3 separate regions of the Homo sapiens genome follow, and regions 1 and 3 are each linked to region 2. A link is a loop called in an ENCODE intact Hi-C map of the cell type or tissue named here. Cell type or tissue: heart right ventricle. All regions are shown on one strand. Each heading gives the region's core, and the rest is flanking DNA. Links, peaks and the distances in the headings are about the cores only. Region 1 overlaps CCDC60 (coiled-coil domain containing 60). Region 2 holds the start of SRRM4 (serine/arginine repetitive matrix 4). Region 3 overlaps PRKAB1-AS1 (PRKAB1, TMEM233 and CCDC60 antisense RNA 1).

Evidence for each region. Peaks named below come from ENCODE experiments on the same cell type or tissue, not always from the same donor. Only the 100,000 strongest peaks of a DNase experiment are listed, where the experiment ranks them.
Region 1: a loop joins it to region 2, with 5 times the contacts of the local background. A loop is called at or near these places in 40 of 110 quality-filtered maps.
Region 3: a loop joins it to region 2, with 6 times the contacts of the local background. A loop is called at or near these places in 26 of 110 quality-filtered maps.

What each region holds. Positions count from the first base shown.
Region 1 is chr12:119,410,931-119,416,676 of GRCh38, reverse strand. All of the region lies in intron 1 of CCDC60 (coiled-coil domain containing 60), which reads right to left. The region is part of intron 2 of PRKAB1-AS1 (PRKAB1, TMEM233 and CCDC60 antisense RNA 1); the gene reads left to right. Among named protein-coding and RNA genes, the nearest start is that of CCDC60, 79 kb to the right of the region's middle. In heart right ventricle, for the core only: CTCF peaks have their summits at 3,105 and 3,305 (motif pointing right); a DNase peak (open chromatin) is centred at 3,306.
Region 2 is chr12:118,977,726-118,983,471 of GRCh38, reverse strand. SRRM4 (serine/arginine repetitive matrix 4) reads right to left here and starts at 1,931. Exons shown (of 13, transcript NM_194286.4): 1 at 1,459-1,931. The coding sequence starts at 1,589. In heart right ventricle, for the core only: a CTCF peak has its summit at 3,512 (motif pointing left); a DNase peak (open chromatin) is centred at 1,589; H3K4me3 peaks cover 738 bases; H3K27me3 peaks cover 4,561 bases.
Region 3 is chr12:119,542,314-119,548,059 of GRCh38, reverse strand. All of the region lies in intron 2 of PRKAB1-AS1 (PRKAB1, TMEM233 and CCDC60 antisense RNA 1), which reads left to right. Among named protein-coding and RNA genes, the nearest start is that of TMEM233, 49 kb to the left of the region's middle. In heart right ventricle, for the core only: CTCF peaks have their summits at 2,625 and 2,826 (motif pointing right); a DNase peak (open chromatin) is centred at 2,859; H3K27me3 peaks cover 659 bases.

The DNA.
Region 1 (5,746 bases), core at 563-5,562, 430 kb before region 2:
GCTGGAGCCCTCTTCCCACCTATAGAGTTGTTTTGAAGTAAAAAAAAATCTATTGAGCTGTGTGAGGAAAGCTGTAATCAGCAGGGATTTTTTTCCCCTTCCTAAAGATTCCAATTTTTCTGTGTAAGTTCTATTTGTTCTTTGTGTAAGGGCCTCAGTAATAAAGAACTTCATTTTCTACCCTTGATGGCCATTTTGAATGTAGCTGGATATTCCTCACTGGAGTGTGTTCATGAATGAGACCTCCCTGTTTGTCCCACAGCAGACACTGCCTTATTATTATTATCATTATTATTTGAGACAGAGTCTTGCTCTTGTTTCCCAGGCTGGAGTGCAATGGTGTGATCTCGGCTCACTGTAACCTCTGCCTCCTGGGTTCAAGCAATTCTCCTGCCTCAGCCTCCTGAGTAGCTGGGATTACAGGCATGCAACACCTCGCCCGGCTAATTTGTATTTTTAGTAGAGATGGGTTTCTCCATGTTGGTCAGGCTGGTCTCGAACTCCTGACCTCAGGTGATCCGCCTGCCTTGGCCTCCTAGAATGCTGGGATTACAGGCGTGAACCACTACGCCTCGCCAACACTGCCTTATTTAATCCTCATGCCAACCCTATAAGGAATCCTTATTCCTGTTTTCCTGGAAAGGAAACCCAGTATCTGAGAGGTTAAGTCAATTATTCAAGGTCACAGAGACAGGAAGTGGGAGAGCTCAGTACCCTCCAATCCTTGATACCCTCCCCTCCCCTTATCTAATCCAGGGATCAGCAAACTACAGCCTGCAGCTGGCTTTTGTATATTACAGTTTTATTGGGCACAGTCACACCCATGTGCTTATTACTGTCTGTGGATGTTTTCCTGTTATAACAGCGAAGTTTAGTAGTTATTTCAGAGGCTGCACAGCCTAGAATGTTACCATCTGGCCCTTTCCAGAAAAAGTTTACTAAGCCCTGAGCTAATTTACCAAGTTGTTGACTTTGCTTCCTAGAGAGCTCTCCAGTCTTTTCCCTCCATTGTCTTCCCACCAGTGTCATTCCCACGCTGCTGCAAGCCACCTGGACAACAGACACAGCCTCCGATGACCTCTCTCCTCCATTCTTGTTTTCCTTGTCCATTGTCCACATAGCTGACCCTTCCAAAATGCACACCCAATCCCATGACTCCATTGCCTAAAATTTTCCTTATTGTTTTTAGACTAAAGTCCAAAATCCTTGATGGGAACTACACAGCTCTGTGATCTAGCTCCTGCCTTCAGTGTGATCTTGCATTGCTCCACTGTCCTGATCTCTATGGTCTAGCCAGTGAGCCTCCCTTAAGTGTCTTGCTCATTCTGATCACAGGGTCTTTGCACCTGCTGCCCTTTTTTCCTAGGATGCTTTTGTGCTATCAGTTCACTTTCAATTTGTTAGCTGTGGTTTATCCTTTAACTCTTTGCTGTGATGCATTCCTTGGTCTCTGTAAGCCTGGCAGGCTGTCATATAAGGATGCACAGGTTGGACGCTGCACAACTCTGGAGAGATACACTATTTGCATTTTAGTCTAAGTGAATGGAATCTCCCTTTAATCAGTGAGTGGAAAAAAAGGTGAGGCTAAGTCACCGAAACTGACAAATTATTGAAGAATTGCTACACATCAGCACTGTGCTAAGCATTTTGCATTATCAATCTCATTTACTTCTTCCAACAAACCAATGAGATGGTTATTAAAAAATAACTGTCCCTTTTACAGAAGGAGAAATGGAAGAATAGATGAAGTTGTTCAAGGTTACACAATTGGTCAGTGGTCAGAACCAGGATGAGAACCCTGGTCTTCCTGCATTTAAAACTAGGTTTCAGGCCAGGTGTGGTGGCTCATGCCTGTAATCCCAGAACTTTGGGAGGGCAAGATGGATCAGTTGAGGCCAGGCGTTTGAGACCAGCCTGGGCAACATAGTGAGACCTCTCTCTCTACAAAAAACAAAACAATTAGCTGGACATGGTGGCATGCACCTGTAGCCCTTGCTACTCAGGAGGCTGAGGCAGGAGGATCACTTAAGCTCGAGAGTTTGAGGTTGTGGTGAGCTATGATTGCACCATTGCACTCCAGCCTGGGCAACAGAGTAAAACTCTGTCTCTAAAAACAAAACAAAATGAAATAAAAACAAAAACCAAAACAAGACAAAAAACTTGAGTCCTCAGCCATTAAGCCTCCCTGAAAATTCAGTCTTCCCATCCTTTGAACTGGAAGGAAAGACATTATTCCACTATTTTCTTTCTTAAATCCTTCCTGTTTTTAAAGAAGGGTTTGCTGAGAAGGAAGGTGAGTATGAAGAGGGTTGAGGGAGACACACAGTGAGGATGGCTCCAGCTAATAAAGACAAGAGTGGCCGGGCGTGGTGGCTCACACCTGTAATCCCAGCACTTTGGGAGGTTGCGGCAGGCAGATCTCTTGAGGTCAGGAGTTAGAGACCGGCTTGGCCAACACGGTGAAATCCCCTCTCTTCTACAAAGAAAAGAAGTAGCTGGGTGTGGTGGTGCGTGCCTGTAATCCCAGCTACTTGGGAGGCTGAGGGAGAAGAATCGCTTGAACCCAGGAGGCAGGGGTTGTGGTTAGCCAAGATCGCACCACTGCACTCCAGCCTGGGTGACAGAGTGAGATACCATCTAAAAAAAAGCAAACCAGAGTGATAGACAGTGCAGGGTTAGGAGGGGGCCTGGGAGAAGAGGTGAGGGAGGGGGAACTGACATCCAGAAAAGAACCCACAAGCAGCTAAAGGACTGTATTATTGTTTTTTCCTGTGTGAGGTGCAATGTAACCTTCTCCCTCTCTTCTGTGAACCCTTCAGTAAAATCCCCATTACGCACTGGCACATATGGAGTGGGGACTGCTCTCTGAGGGGCTTGAGGAGCCAGGCCCCAAGGTGGGCTGGGGGAGCAGAGGTGGACAAGGGACGGATTCAGGAGAAAAGAATGTGGAGTCGGAATCCCCTCTCCATGCACCACACCTGCGTGACCCGAAGAAAGTCATCTCTTGTGTACCTCCGGGCTCCCACCTGGCACTGCCTAATCTTCATGCAGGGGCCATGAGGATGCTGAGAGGCCCACTTGGTACACAGGGCTTTGTGAACCAAAACAAGCCAAGGAAATGTCACTATTACTCTCACTATACCAGGAGTACCTGTAGTTTATACACATTGAATCAATTATGAGCTATGAATGAAAAATATAACTTGTGTGAGATCACGAAAATGTTCCCCCCGCGATGCCTTAAGGGCCGAGCAAGACTGTCAGTGACCCGATGGTCAGCAAAAGTAGCGATGCAGCGATATAACAGTAGGTGGCGCTAGATGCCATAGCTTTCAATCAAGTCCTGGTTTCTTTTAATCTCTTTCTCTGCCTCCCTCTTCTCTCACTTGATTGAAATGGAAATTGGCTGCCAGCATCAATGAGCCCCCAGCAGCCCTGAGACTGAGCTGGCATGCCAACAGCCAATGTGTTATCCACCCAGTTAAAAAAATTAATCAAATGCATTAATCTCATAAGCTCTTTTGAAAGACTAGGTATGAGGGGCCAGCAGTCCAGCTGTCAGACCCTGGGAGCTAATGGGAATCTGTACGATGGGCTAGCGGCTGCTGTTCAAAGTCCTGGAGGAGCTTCAGGAAACAGGAGCCCCGGGATGTGACAACCACTCTATTCTGTATCGTGAACCTTGCAAATGGCGTGTCTGGAAATGCGGGAGGCTTGAGATGGCAAATGGGCTCCAATCTGAGCGCTAGCTTCAATCTACCCACGAGTAGTCATTCTGTCTGGAGTGTCCTCCAGTCCAGTCTTATCAGAAGAAGTATCTGTGATTGATTAGCAATGTCTGCCACAGACCCAGTAAGGAACAGCAGCATCAATGTGCCCCATTACCATTCCTGCATGGGGGGGTGGGGGGGGGTGGGGGGCTTTACCTGTCTTTTCTCATTAAATATTCACAGCCACTCCAAAAGTTGATAGCATGATTATCTCTATTTTCTGATTAAGAGAACCGAGACCCAGAGAAGTTAAATAACTTGCCAGAGGTCACCCAGCGAGTGAGTGAGGGCTAGAACCAGAAGTTTAAACGTATCCTGTTGGCTGCAGGGCTCTGTTTATTGCATATTACACCACAGTTTACTTCCTTTCTTGGAAATGAAAAAATTTATTTGGCAATTCATCCTGGATAAATGAAACAAAGAGTGACCTAAGAAAGTATCCTTTCATATTGCCAATGTCCTGATAAGAAGGATGTGTGTTGGTGGTTAAGCCCCCAAGTGGCTTCCATCCGTTTTCTCTCTCCCTGGAAGAAGATAAAGTTGACATCTCTGCAACAATCAAGTGAACCCCCTGAAGGTCCAAAGAAACACAGCCTCCCATTGGCTAATAACTTTTAACCTCATTTTTTTTTTTTAATGTGAAGAGCAGAAGCAGAGCTGAGCTTAAGCCACTGGTGAAAGAGAAAAGAGCCAAGATTCAGGAGAGCTGCTTGGGGCTGGATGAAGCTTGACTCTTGGGCTGAGCTTTAGTGTGACACCAGAGATGCTGGGATATGAATTCTACAATGCTGTCCCCTGGATGCCATTCGATGGAAATTTACATGGATTACCTTTTGAGGCTCAGTGAGGGGCAAGAGCAGCTCACATATTTCTTAAATATCTATTAGGAGTTAGAAAATATCTGAGGATGTGGTGCTGAACAAGGGGCCATCCTTTCCTCAGGGATCTGGTGGTCTAGTAGGAGACACTTAACTACAATGTAGGAAAGTGCAGGCATCAAACCGTGTGGGGGCTGGAAGGGTTGTTGGCAGCGATTCAGACTGTGCTGAACACAAAACTTGGGGGAAAGGGTGTATCGGGGCTCAGAACATGATACCCCAAAACATGGTGCCTTGGCATGCTAAGTATTTTGGATGGAAAGAGATGGGAACAGGCTCAGAAACAAGGTCTCTCTGACTTTCTTTCCACCTCTCCTCTTTCTCTCCCGAGAAGGTCATAGAAACTGGAATTTCTCACCCCCAAGGTGAGAACCAGCTCTGTCTGGTTCCTTCTGTCTGAAACACCTATAGGGCAGAAAAAGTAAAACCTTTTACCTCACCCATCACAAGGGTCTTGGATGACATCACCATAACAAAAGACATATTAATGAGAGAAAAGCATAACAATTTTTTTCTTTTTTTGAGATGGAGTCTCGCTCTGTTGCCCAGGCTGGAGTCCAGTGGTGTGATCTCGGCTCACTGCAGCCTCCGCCTCCCGGGTTCAGAACATGAACGAGGCTTTTCACCCCCAAGCTGGCTCACAGAAACTAGAATTTCGCTCTCCCAAAGCAAGCCATAAAACCTAGAAAGGCTACTGTCTGGCCTCCTCCCTTCCATCCTGATGGTTCTATGTGACATGTTTCTGGTCCCATACCTGGGGGAAAAATGTCTTACAGAGACACAGAAAAGAATCTGAACAAACATGCCTTCCTAAGCACACCTCCCCTTAGGTTTACTACCTTTAGATAACACCCCTTTTTGTCCAATCACGTTTCTCTACAACTATCCACTCTTCTCATCAGACTTAGCATAAAAACACAGTTTTCCCTTGGTCTTTGGGTCTCCATTTCTGAAGGCTCCCATGTTATGTAAAACTTCGGTTAAAAAAATAAATGTGGCCGGGCGCAGTGGCTCATGCCAGTAATCCCAGCACTTTGGGAGGCTGAGGTGTGGGGATCACTTGAGGCCAGCCTAGCCAACATGGCAAAACCCTGTCTC
Region 2 (5,746 bases), core at 536-5,535:
GAACCTCCTTCGGAGCAGAGAAGCATCAGCCTTTAATGGCATTTGGTATTATTGTTCCCCTTCTCCAGCCTGTGTCAGTGGGTGGGTGGGTGTCCCCTCCTTCCCGTCTGCAAACACTGGCTGGTGCTGCTTTAGCTTGAAGCCTGCTACACCCTACTGGCCTGTTGTGATGCTTGGCCACCCATTCCTAAATGGGACACCTATTTCTCTAAAGACCTGTATGATCCTCAATAAGACAGTGAAGAGGAAAACTTCTCCAATCTGGCTTTGATTCTTCAGACATAATTTCCCATACGTCTTCCACCTCACACTCACTGGAAAGTTCAGAATCAGTTGTGCCAGAACAGACGTTCAGTCTGTCCTAAGCACTTTTGCAGACATGTTTTCAATCTGCTCCCTAATGCAGACTGCCAGGATTAATAAATCCTCCAAGTGGTCCCCCTGGTCCACTTCTTTCTTTTCTCCTACTAAACCACTCATCCAACACCAGCAAAAGATGAGTTTTCATACTACCTTGATTTTCCCTGACAGAGAGCACAGCCTTCTTCCCTTCATTCTTAAACTCCTCTAAATTGAATGATTTATGAAAAGAATTGGATTTTTCTCTGTCTTGGAATGCTTCCATTTTCCCCCAACCTCCTCTCCCTCTCACCCCACCTCCTGTTCCCCTGTTTCTTTCATTTCTTCCCTTATTCTTCCTTCCATCAGCACCATGTCTACCACCATCCAAGGATCGGTTCTCATCCCTGAGTTCAAAGCAATCAGATTCTTTTTGGAAAAAAAAAAAAAAAACAAAAAAAAACAAAATAAAACTCTTCCAAGATCATCTTCACGATCTTGGAAGGCTCCTCCCTGACTCCTGAGCTCAGAGTCTTGGTTTTGGATGCTGGAGAGGAGAGAATTCAGCAGCAGCGGCAGCAGCCGCCAGAAAGGCGTGGAGGAGGGTGCTGTTTTGGGTGTATTTGAGGGAACAGCATATGGGCTTTTGTCAAAAATGTTCAAAGCTCGCTAGTTTCCGAGCCGAGGATGGAAATGTGTGCTATCTCTGAACGCTGCTTGAGCTGGCTCAGTTCTCCTTTTCTGGTACAACACCCCCCAAACATCTCAAATCCACCATTCCTTGGCCCACCTGCCCTCTGGACTCTGTGACACCAAGAAAAGTTTTTCAGTCAAGTCGTACCCCATCTGCACCGCCCACCCTCAGGTAGCAAAACCTCTTGAATAGGAGCTACGGGGGTCCAATAAGCGTTGCTTTCCCCCAAAGAATTCCTGTCCCTTCTCACCATCTTCCACCTCACACAAGCAATGAGTTCCCATGTTTCAGCGGGAGCCGCCGAGTAGTGACGGGAAAAGACAGGCGCCCTGGCCCGGCTGCCTGCATCCACCCCTCCGGGCTCTGGGGCACAGGCCAGAAAGGAGGACCTTCAGGATCCCCCCTTCTAAGAAGGAGATCATTACCTTGGCAGCGGCTTGCGGGCCGTGATACTGGCGACAATGATGCTCTCGGGACGGGGGGTGGCCACCGCTTTGAAGGTTCCTCGCCAGAACTTCTCAAAAAGCTGCTTCTCGCCTTGCTGAACGCTCGCCATCGCCAACCCAAAGGGGCCGGGGCGTCCGGGGCGCTGTCCAAAGTGCTGAAACGTGGATTCCAAACGGGGGCGACACCCAGCTCCCGGCTCTGTCCGGGTGAAACCCAGAGAGGGGTGGGGTGGGAGAGATCGGAGTTCAGGGCGGGGGATGGGACGCCCCAGCCCGGGCAGGCAGCAGAGAAAGGAGGCTCGTCCGCTGGGCTTTCTTCGCCCTTCTGGGTCGGCTCCAGGCTGCGCTCTGAGCTGGCTGAGCCTCTGCGCCCCAAGAAGGGAAGGGAGGGCTGGCTTTCTGGGCAGCACCAGGAGAGAAGAGGCGACGGGGTCGGATGTGTGTGCGTGCGCGTGTGAGCTCCGGCGCGCCCGGGTTTTGTCTCTCGCACAATGTGACGTTGGAAGAGGAGGCTGGTCGCGCGAGCTGCACTTTCCTCCCCCCTCTCCGTCTCTCCTCCTCCCCACCAACCCCCTCCTCCTCAGGCTCAGCCTCCTGCCGCCATCTGCATAACAAAAGCCCGCAGGTCTTGGGAGGAGAAAGGGCGGGGCGTGCGCCTGTCACCAGGGCCCCGCGGCGACCGAGTTGCAGCGCTGATCCCTCTGAGAAGCCATCCTGGCACCCCAATCTGCGCCAGGCAGGAGATCCTGCTTCCCAGGCCCCTCTCCTCTCCCATCATCGCTGGCCTTCCTCAGCCCTTTCCTGGGTGCCCCCTTTGGGCCAGGCCACCTTTCTTTCCAGCCCCTTCGCAAGTCTTGTAGCTGATCTTCTGCGTGGGGGGGGGGGGGGGGTTGGGGGGGCTCGTAAAAAACTTAATCTATCCACCCCAGCCGGCCTCCCCCAGACCCTCACTTTTGGGAGACACGGCCTAGGCCGGTACAGAGGGTGCCCTGCGTTCCTCTTTGCGCCGGGGGTTAGCGAGGTCTCCACCACCCAGAAAGTGCCATTTGATAGACAATCCCTCACCAATTCGGCTTCTCGCCATCTGCCGAGCAGGGCCCCCGCCCGCCAAGGGGCGCAGCGTTACATCTGTGCATGCGGAGCTGTCAAGGGTATCTCTTTTGTGTCTCACAGCCGGCCTGCCCAGCGTCCCCGCCGCCAACCCCGTCCAGAGGAAAGAGTTCCCATCTCACCCCACCCCACCCCCATCCACTCCTGGGGAATCCGCCTGCAGCCACTTTTCCTAATGCCGCTAGTCTCGGGAAAGGAGTACGTTTTGGAAAAGAAAGCGCTTAGTGGGAGGGTTGGAGAGGAAAATCTCGAGGATTAGCAGGGGGATAGTTACTTTTCGGTCTCTCCTCCCCATCTCCTTACCGCCTCGCAGTTCAATCGTAATCCCAAGCAAGTGGAGGTTTAGAATCCCAAATCAACCCCAGACACAGAAGATCTGGTTAGAATGACTCTTGTTTTCCCCCAGGGTTTTCATTATAAAAAAAAGAGATCGTGGCGGGACCCCTCAGCCCTTGCCTTCCTGGAAGCCTTTTAATCTTAGCAGAGTTGTTACTCCCCCATCTCCCACCTAACGCCCTCCCCCTCCCCCCAACCCCGCTTCCACTTTCCAGGCTGTAAATTCCTGGAAGGAGGCCTCGCTCAGTCTTAAATGCCTCCAAGCACCTGGTGCTGAGTCCCAGTCACAGCGAGAATAAACTCCTGCTCTTTGCTAAAGCAGATAGCAATGGGGACCCAATGAGGGCGGGGTAGGGCGGGGGGGTCGGGAGAACAATGGGAACTCCAGAAATTCTCTGAAGGGGAACAGGAGGTAACTAGGAGGTGAAGATGAAGAGGCCAACAGAGAGGATAAGATGGGGCAGGAGAAGAAAGAACCTTGGAGTAAATGAGTACCCGCCCCAAAGGGTATCTACGTTTGAAGTGTGTGTGTTCGACACGCCTGCGTCCGCTTATTTGAGTGCCTGAGAGCGCTACTTGCTCTGCAGTGACCCCTTCTGGTCAACAACGAGAGGTGCATTTGCTGGCTTCTTATGTGGGTTGCCGGGGGAGAGGGCCCAGAGGTGGGGGTCAGGCCTGGGAAGGTTGGAGATGGAGCAAAGTGGAGACTAGGCTAACCCCTTCCCTTCCTCTCCCTCTTACCTTGCGCCCCAAATCCCCCATTCCCTGATTGGGCTAGACCCCCGTTTCCCACCCAGAAGTTGGTATCATTGTAAATGCAATCTAGAGCTGGCTTCTTATAGGTAGCAGACTGGCATCTTTAAAACTAACCTTAGTCATGACATTTAGGGTATGAACTGAGTCACTTGCAGGAGAGAGGTAGGTGGGATCCTACCCCCACAAGATCAGTCAACATCTTCCAGTTGTGTGCCTGCTCCTAATCCCTAAAATGTTGATAGAGCTCCCATATGCAAAACATTGCCTTTTTAAAATCCCATCGTAGCCAGATGAGGTGGGAGAGAAAGCTGATCTTATTCTATTTTATTTATTTATCTTATTTCAATAGCTTTAAGGGTGCAAGTGTTTTTTGGTTACATGGATGAATTGTATAGTGATGAAGTCTGGGCTTTTACATACCTGTCACCCGAATAGTACCTTACCCCCAAAAGGCCATTATTAAAAAGTAAAAAAAAAAAATAGATGGTGTAGATGCAGTGAAAAGGGAACAGTTATACACTGTTGGTGTGGATGTAAATTGGTACAACAACTATGGAAAACAGTATGAAGATTTCTCAAAGAACTAAAAGTAGACCTGCTCATTCTTTTATAAAGACACATGCATGTGTATGTTCACTGCAGCACTACTCACAATAGCAAAGACATGGAATCAACCTAAATGCCCATCAGTGATAGACTGGATAAAGAAGTTGTGGTACATATACACCATGGAATACTACGCAGCCATGAAAAGAATATCATGTCCTTTGCAGGGACATGAGTGGAGCTGGAGGTCATTATCCTTAGCAAACTAACATAGGAACAGAAAACCTGATACCACATGTTCTCACTTATAAATGGGAGCTAAATGATGAGAACACATGGGCATATAGATGGGAATAACACACACTGGGGCCTTTTGGAGGGTGGAAGTTGGGAGGAGGGAGAGGATCAGGAGAAATAACTAATGGGTACTAGGCTAAATACCTGGGTGATGAAATAATCTGTTCGACGAACCCCCGTGACACAAGTCTACCTATGTAACAAACCTGCGCTTGTACCCCTGAACTTAAAATAAAAGTTAAAAAACGTAGACCTGCTATTCGATCTTACTCTGTTTTAAACATGAAGAAGTTGAGGATGACCAAGTGACTTCCCCAGGGTGATCCTGTAGGAAGCAAAGGAAATTTGTGAAAAATACAGTTTCTGTTTTTGCTTGGTGGGGTGGAGGATGGAGTGGGATACTACGCATATCAGGATGGACCACCATTTAAAAATAAATCAGATAACAATGAGTCACATACTTAGAAGCACCTGGTGTTGAGGTTCCTAAATTGGGAGTCTGCAGTAATCAGTTCAGGACTTGGAATCCAGAATGCCTGGCTTCAAATTCCAGCTCTGCCATTTCCTAGCTGTGTAATGTTGGAGGAGGGATTTCACTTGCCTATGTCACAGTTTCTTTATCAATACTATGAAGAATTTTTTTTTGAGACAGAGTCTCGCTCTGTTGCCCAGGCTGAAATGCAGTGGTGTGATCTCAGCTCACTGCAACCTCCGCCTCTCAGGTTCAAGCCATTCTCCTTTCTCAGCCTCACTAGTAGCTGGGATTGCAGGCGCCTGCCACGACGGCCCAGCTAATTTTTTTTGTATTTTTAGTAGAGATGGGGTTTCATGAAGATTCTATAAAGATTATAAATAATATGTTTAGATGAACTAGCTGTGAGGATTGAAGGAATTAACACACATACAGGTTCTAGAATGTGTCTGAAACACAGTTTACTCAAAAATATCAATTACTCAAGTGGTTAAAAGCCCAGCCTGTGGATTTAGAGAGAACTAGGATATGAAGCCCAGCTCTGCCACTTTGTAGCTGTATGAGCTTGGGCTAATAACTAACCTCTGCCTTTGTTTCCTCATTTGCAAAAGTGGAGATATCACATCGTGGTTGGGAAGATTAAATGAAATATTACTGGTAAAGGACTTAATAAATTGTCCAGTTTATAGCAAGTGACCATTCAATGGTAGCTCTTCTTGCTCATGATCTTGGAATAATCACCTGTTACTA
Region 3 (5,746 bases), core at 527-5,526, 560 kb before region 2:
GACTTTTCATCAGAACATTAAAAGTGAATTGGGACAAAGGATGGGGGTATTTCTGGCTTAAGTCATGTGATGGAAGGGACTAGCTCTGTGATGTGTAATAGAAAACCTGCCCCAAGCTCTGAAAGTAGACTTTTTACTTTTAAAAGTCTAAGGTCAAAGGAATGCCTCAGCTCTATTCTCGCCAACCTGTTGGGTCATTGAGGGAACTGTTTGTGCTGGCCTTAGGACACTGAGCTGTGAGCTTATTTTTTATACTATCAGGCTCCACCTTTGCCAGGATGGGCAGTCTCACATCTAAGCCAGCCTCCTGGACATCTTTATTTCCTAGAAGGCAGTGGGGATCTGAGGAATCCTGATGAGTCTAACCCTGATGATGGCTTCTTTTAGTTTCTCTCAGTCATCCGTCCGTCCATCCATCCATCCATCCATCCATCTATCCATCCATGCACTCAAGTATTCATCCATTTATCCACTCAACTGTTCATCCATCCATGCATCCATCCATCCATGCATCCATCCATCCATCCATCCATCCATGCATCCATGCATCCATGCATCCATCCATCCATCCATCCATCCATCCATCCATCCATCCATCCATTCAGTTGATGCCAGAAATGTTATGAGAAATTCTGGGAATACAATAACAAATAAAGCAGATGTAGTCCTTGCCCTCATGAAGGCTAAATCTAGTTGGGAAGACAGATAATAAGTAAACAAACATAAAAAAATTCAGAGCTATTTTGAGACTAGGCCAGAAAGGAATTTGTGCCCTCTCCACTTTTCACTAGTGTGGTTCCTTTGCCCCAGGGTAGTGTGGTGGAGAAAGCTACAGAGTTAAATAGCCAGACCCAAATCTCAAATTACTTGGTGTGTCATGTCTTCAAAATGTGGGTGAGATTTGCTTTGCACATCTCAGAGGATTGCTTTGAAGATCACATGGTGCTAATGGATGTGAACACCCTTCAAAAATGTAAATGGTTTCTAAATTTTATTATCACTAAAGCTCGAGCTCTGATTCCCCCCAAAAGATGACCAATTTGAACCCCAAGACAAGATCCTTTAAGTAGAGAGGCAGTGTAATGTGGTTAAAGCAATATTGCAAAATTTCAAGACGACCACGATTTGAACTCTTGATTAATTGCTTGAAGGCGTGTGACTTGGGCAAGCCACTTCACCTCCTTTAGCTTCAATTTTCTGTCATCTGTAAATGTGAATAAGCATAATAATGCTAGCTTCACAGGATAATTACAAGGAATCAACCAGCAAATGCATATGAATTACATAGTGCCTAGCATAAGGCACTTAGAAAATTTTCATGTTTATTAAATTCTTACTCTACATTATCTTTATCTGACTTCCCCTGGCTACCTCCAGATCCCAAAACAGGGAAGGACACTCAACCTCAGCCATGCAGGTGAAGCTCAGGGACTGAAATGAGCAGTATTGGGTAAAGAGGAAGTGATGCAGGTGTTGTTTTAACATTAGCTTGGGCTTTTATTTTGATATCATTCTTTACAATTGGTCATAGCTTTTGGTCCAGTTCCTCCCTTACCTGCAAACCTTTAAATGAAATGCCAAGGCAGGGTGGTGACAAGAGTCTGGGTATTGGTTTTAATGCACTGGTGTGAACCTTCAGCCTCTTTCCTCCTTCATATAAAGTAGGAAGATAGGAAGTGAAATGACCACCAACATAGCAAATTAATGCAGAAGTTTGTATACGAAGCTCACTATGTCTGTTAAAAAGAAAAAAGGTTACCTACCCCAATTATGTAGCTTTGGGCAGGTTTCCCAACTTTCCTCCACAACACCAGTTTCCTCCACAACAAAGTGGGGGTCAGAGTGATATCTACCTCATGAAACTGTGGTGAGGATAAACTATAATTGAATGCGAAGCACTTAGAACAATGCGTGGTATACAGTAAGCACGCAATGAATGCTTCATTTTAGTTAATTAATTAAAAATGTTTTGCTTATACATGTGAAGAATATCCCTGGAAAGTAATACAAGTTACTGGATACAGTGTGAGTGCCTCTGTAAACCGGAATGGGGGTCTGAGAGTTGGAGGGGGAGGAATACTCACTACTTAGTGGAGATCCTTTTGCACTGTTAAGATTTTTACCCCATGCATACATTCCTTTTCCACAAAAATGACAAAAACTATTCTGAGTAGTGCCAACCCCCCGTTCATCTACATATTTACCATATTACGTTCACCAGTCCTCCCTGTCTCTGTTTTTTGGGGAAGACTAGAACATTCCTCTTCACTCTTAAATTTATCCTCAAGCGGGATCAGCAAACGATGACTGACGGCCCCAATCTGGTCTATGGTCTCTTTTTGTGTGACCTCTAATTTACAGTTAAAAGTTTAAAGGTGTAAAAAAACAGTTTTCACACCTTTAAAGGACTATATAAATAAAAAGAACATGCAACAGATATTTAATATCCAGTCCTTTACAGAAAAAAGCTTCTCTAGCGCACATATAGTTTAAAAAGCTCTCATGTTAACCACTTAGATGGCTTGGTCAGAGCTGTGGGACAGTGACTTCTGGGGACCCAACACCTAGTAGGTGTTCAATTAAGATTATGATGGAGAGGCTAACAAGCAAAAAAATTTCTTCCTGTGGCTCTTCTTAGAACCTGGAAGCTGGGAGGGGATGTGTTGCCTTGTCCTGGTCCCCAGTCTATTTTAGTAGTAAAAGGTCTTCCTTTGTTTGAGTAAACACTCTTTGTCTAAGCAGAAGAGGTCTTGTTGCTGCTGTTTAATACTTGCATTTTTTTTTGGCAGGAAAGTGACATTCTGCTGGAGGGCAGGGTGGGAGAGTAATACTGACAAAGGCCACTAGATGGAGCTACAGCTATGAGAAACAGGCTCAGAAACTGCCAAGCGGGAGGGCGGAGTGAGTCTTGCAATTTCAGATTGCCCCTGACTGGGACAGACAGACTTCAATTTAGACTTGGCTCTCCCACTTACCTGCTATGTGACTATTGGACAATCTTAAGTCTCGATATCCTTCTTTGCAAAATGGGGATTATAATAATGCCCACCTCAGAGGGATGCTGTGAGCATCGAATAAGATAATACTGGAGAAGGCACTCTGGAAACAGTGGAATACAGTACAAATGTGAGCTAATACAATTCATGAAAGCCTCCTCATTAGATGAGCTCAATTCCAAAAGCGCAATAACTCTCGTGACCTCCTTGTTTCATAGCAGAGGGGGCTGGAGGTCGGAGGGTAGGGATGGGGAGGGGGTTCATAGTCAGCTGGACATGCGTACAAAACATTTCTCAGAGTCTCTATTCCATCATCTGCAAAACAGGAGGATATAAGAGCCCTTCTTTGCAGGCTTGTGAAGATGGAATGAGATCATATATGCCAAGCATTTTGCATGAGGTCTGGAACTAAGCAGCCCTTCAGTAAATGTTATTTAAAATTTTTTTTTAATTTCTTTTGAGACAGAGTCTCACGCTGTCACCCAGGCTGGAGTGCAATGCCATGATTTTGGCTCACTGTAACCTCTACCTCCCGGGTTCAAGTGATTCTCCTGCCTCAGCCTCCTGAGTACCTGAGATTACAGGCATGCACCACCACACCTGGCTAATTTTTGTATTTTTAATAGAGACTGGGTTTCACCATGTTGGTCACGCTGGTCTTGAACTCCTGACATCAGGTGATCCGCCCACCTTGGCCTCCCAAAATGCTGGGATCACAAGCTTGAGCCACTGCGTCCAGTCAGTAAATGTTATTTTCTGAGTAGGCTTCTTGATGCTTTTCGTTATTCTGTCCTCAAGACCCCTCTCTCCTCTCCTCTTCTTGCCTCTCTTCCCATTTCTTCCTTTGACCGTCTTGACCTGTGGGATGTTGCTGCTATGTTTCCGTCTCCAGTGCAACCTCCTTTCCTGAGTTATGCATCCCCCCACCTGACTGTCCCTCAGGCATCTCCAACTCAATATGCTTAAAACATAACTCCTCACCTTCTCATTATGAATTTCTTTTCTTCCTGTTCTCCTGGTACATTTAAGGCATCACCTTCCACTCGTGATTCCTGATATTCCTGCCCTCCCACCCCTTACTTATAATCCATCACACCAAGTTCTGTTGATTCTTCTGTTTAGATATCTTTCCAATGAATGTCTTCACCCCTTCTCCACCACCGCTGTTCTCCCCACAATCATTGCCATAGCCTCATCTTAGCTCCTTGTTCCTTGTGAGTGCCATTTTTCTCCCTTGAAAGCAAATGCAATTATTCCCTTCCTCAAAATCCTTCCATGGATTCCTATTTCCAGGCAGATAAAGCCCAAACTTCCTAACATGGCTTATAAGGCATCTGAAAGATCTGGCTTCTACTTCCCTCCCCAACCCCCCTCCTCCCTTTCTCTGTCTTGCACTCCCAATTCGAAATATGGCCCAGCTGGACTTACGTTTAGGTCCTCAAATGACAAATTAAGCTTTTTTTCCTCTCGGCCTTTGCACATGCTGTTCCTTCTGCCTGGAACATTCTTTCTTCCCTCCTTATCTGCCTACCCATCTCTCTCTGGCTAACTCTAGCTCAACTTACAGGTATCAATCACCTCTTCTCAAAAGCCTTTCCTGACGTCTCAGGTATGAGTTAGTCCTCCCCTCCCTCATGTCCACTGGGACCTTTTTGTGCTTGCTTTAATTTGGCACCATTGCACTGATTATCTTGTGTAATTAAATGTCAGCTGTGATGGTCACCTGACATTTGAGATATACATCAATTTGGCTGGGTTCCTGTCCCATGTCTAGTGAGAAGCCAAATGTCCGTTTAAGATTTCTATAAACCTAGAGAGCTCATGTAATAGTAGTCTCTCTAACTTTGACTTCCTGTTCCTACTGTACTCTTTCATTTTTGAGACAGGATCTCGCTCTGTTGCTCAGGCTGGGGTACAGTGGCATGATCATGGCTCACTGCAGTCTTGACCTCCTGGGCTCAAGGGATCCTCCTGCCTCAGCCTTCCGAGTAGCTGGGACTACAGATGGTGCCACCAGCTTTTTTTTTTTTTTTTTTTTTTTTTTTTTTTTTTTGAGACGGAGTTTAATTTTGTCGCCCAAGCCGGAGTACAGTGGTGCGATCTTGGCTCACTGCAACCTCAGCCTCCGGGTTCAAGCGATTCTCCTGCCTCAGCCTCCTGAGTAGCTGAGACTACGGGGGCGTGCCACCATGCCTGGCTATTTATTTATATTTTTAGTAGAGACAGGGTTTCACCATATTGGCCAGGCTGGTCTCGAACTCCACCAGCTAATTTTAAGAACAATTATATTCTGTAGAAATGGGGTCTCACTATGTTGCCCAGGCTGGTGTTGAATTCCTGGCCTCAAAGGATTCTTTCACCTTGGCCTCCCAAAACACTGGCATTACAGGCCTGAGCCACCTTGCCAGGCCCTGAACTCTTTATTGTGTTGAGGGTCTGAGTACCTCAAGCTCTTTTTTTTGCCCCCAAGCAGCCCAGATGTAGAACACAGCGCCTTTTCTTTATTTCTTCAAAACATGGCTCACAGAAGACAGTTGGGTATGTAACAGAAACTACTAAAGGTCCAGAGGGATGAAGAGGGTTGGTTTGCATTGTAGTTCTTAGGGATCCACCAGCCAGCCCTGCCCTGTTTTATCCCCCTGATTGGTTTTCTCCTGAAGTCCCTTCTCACGCTCCTGTTACTCAGCTCCCTTTTCCTCCTCTACCTCCTTTGTCCTTTTTCTTCTTCTTTATTGGCAGCTCCCTCTTAC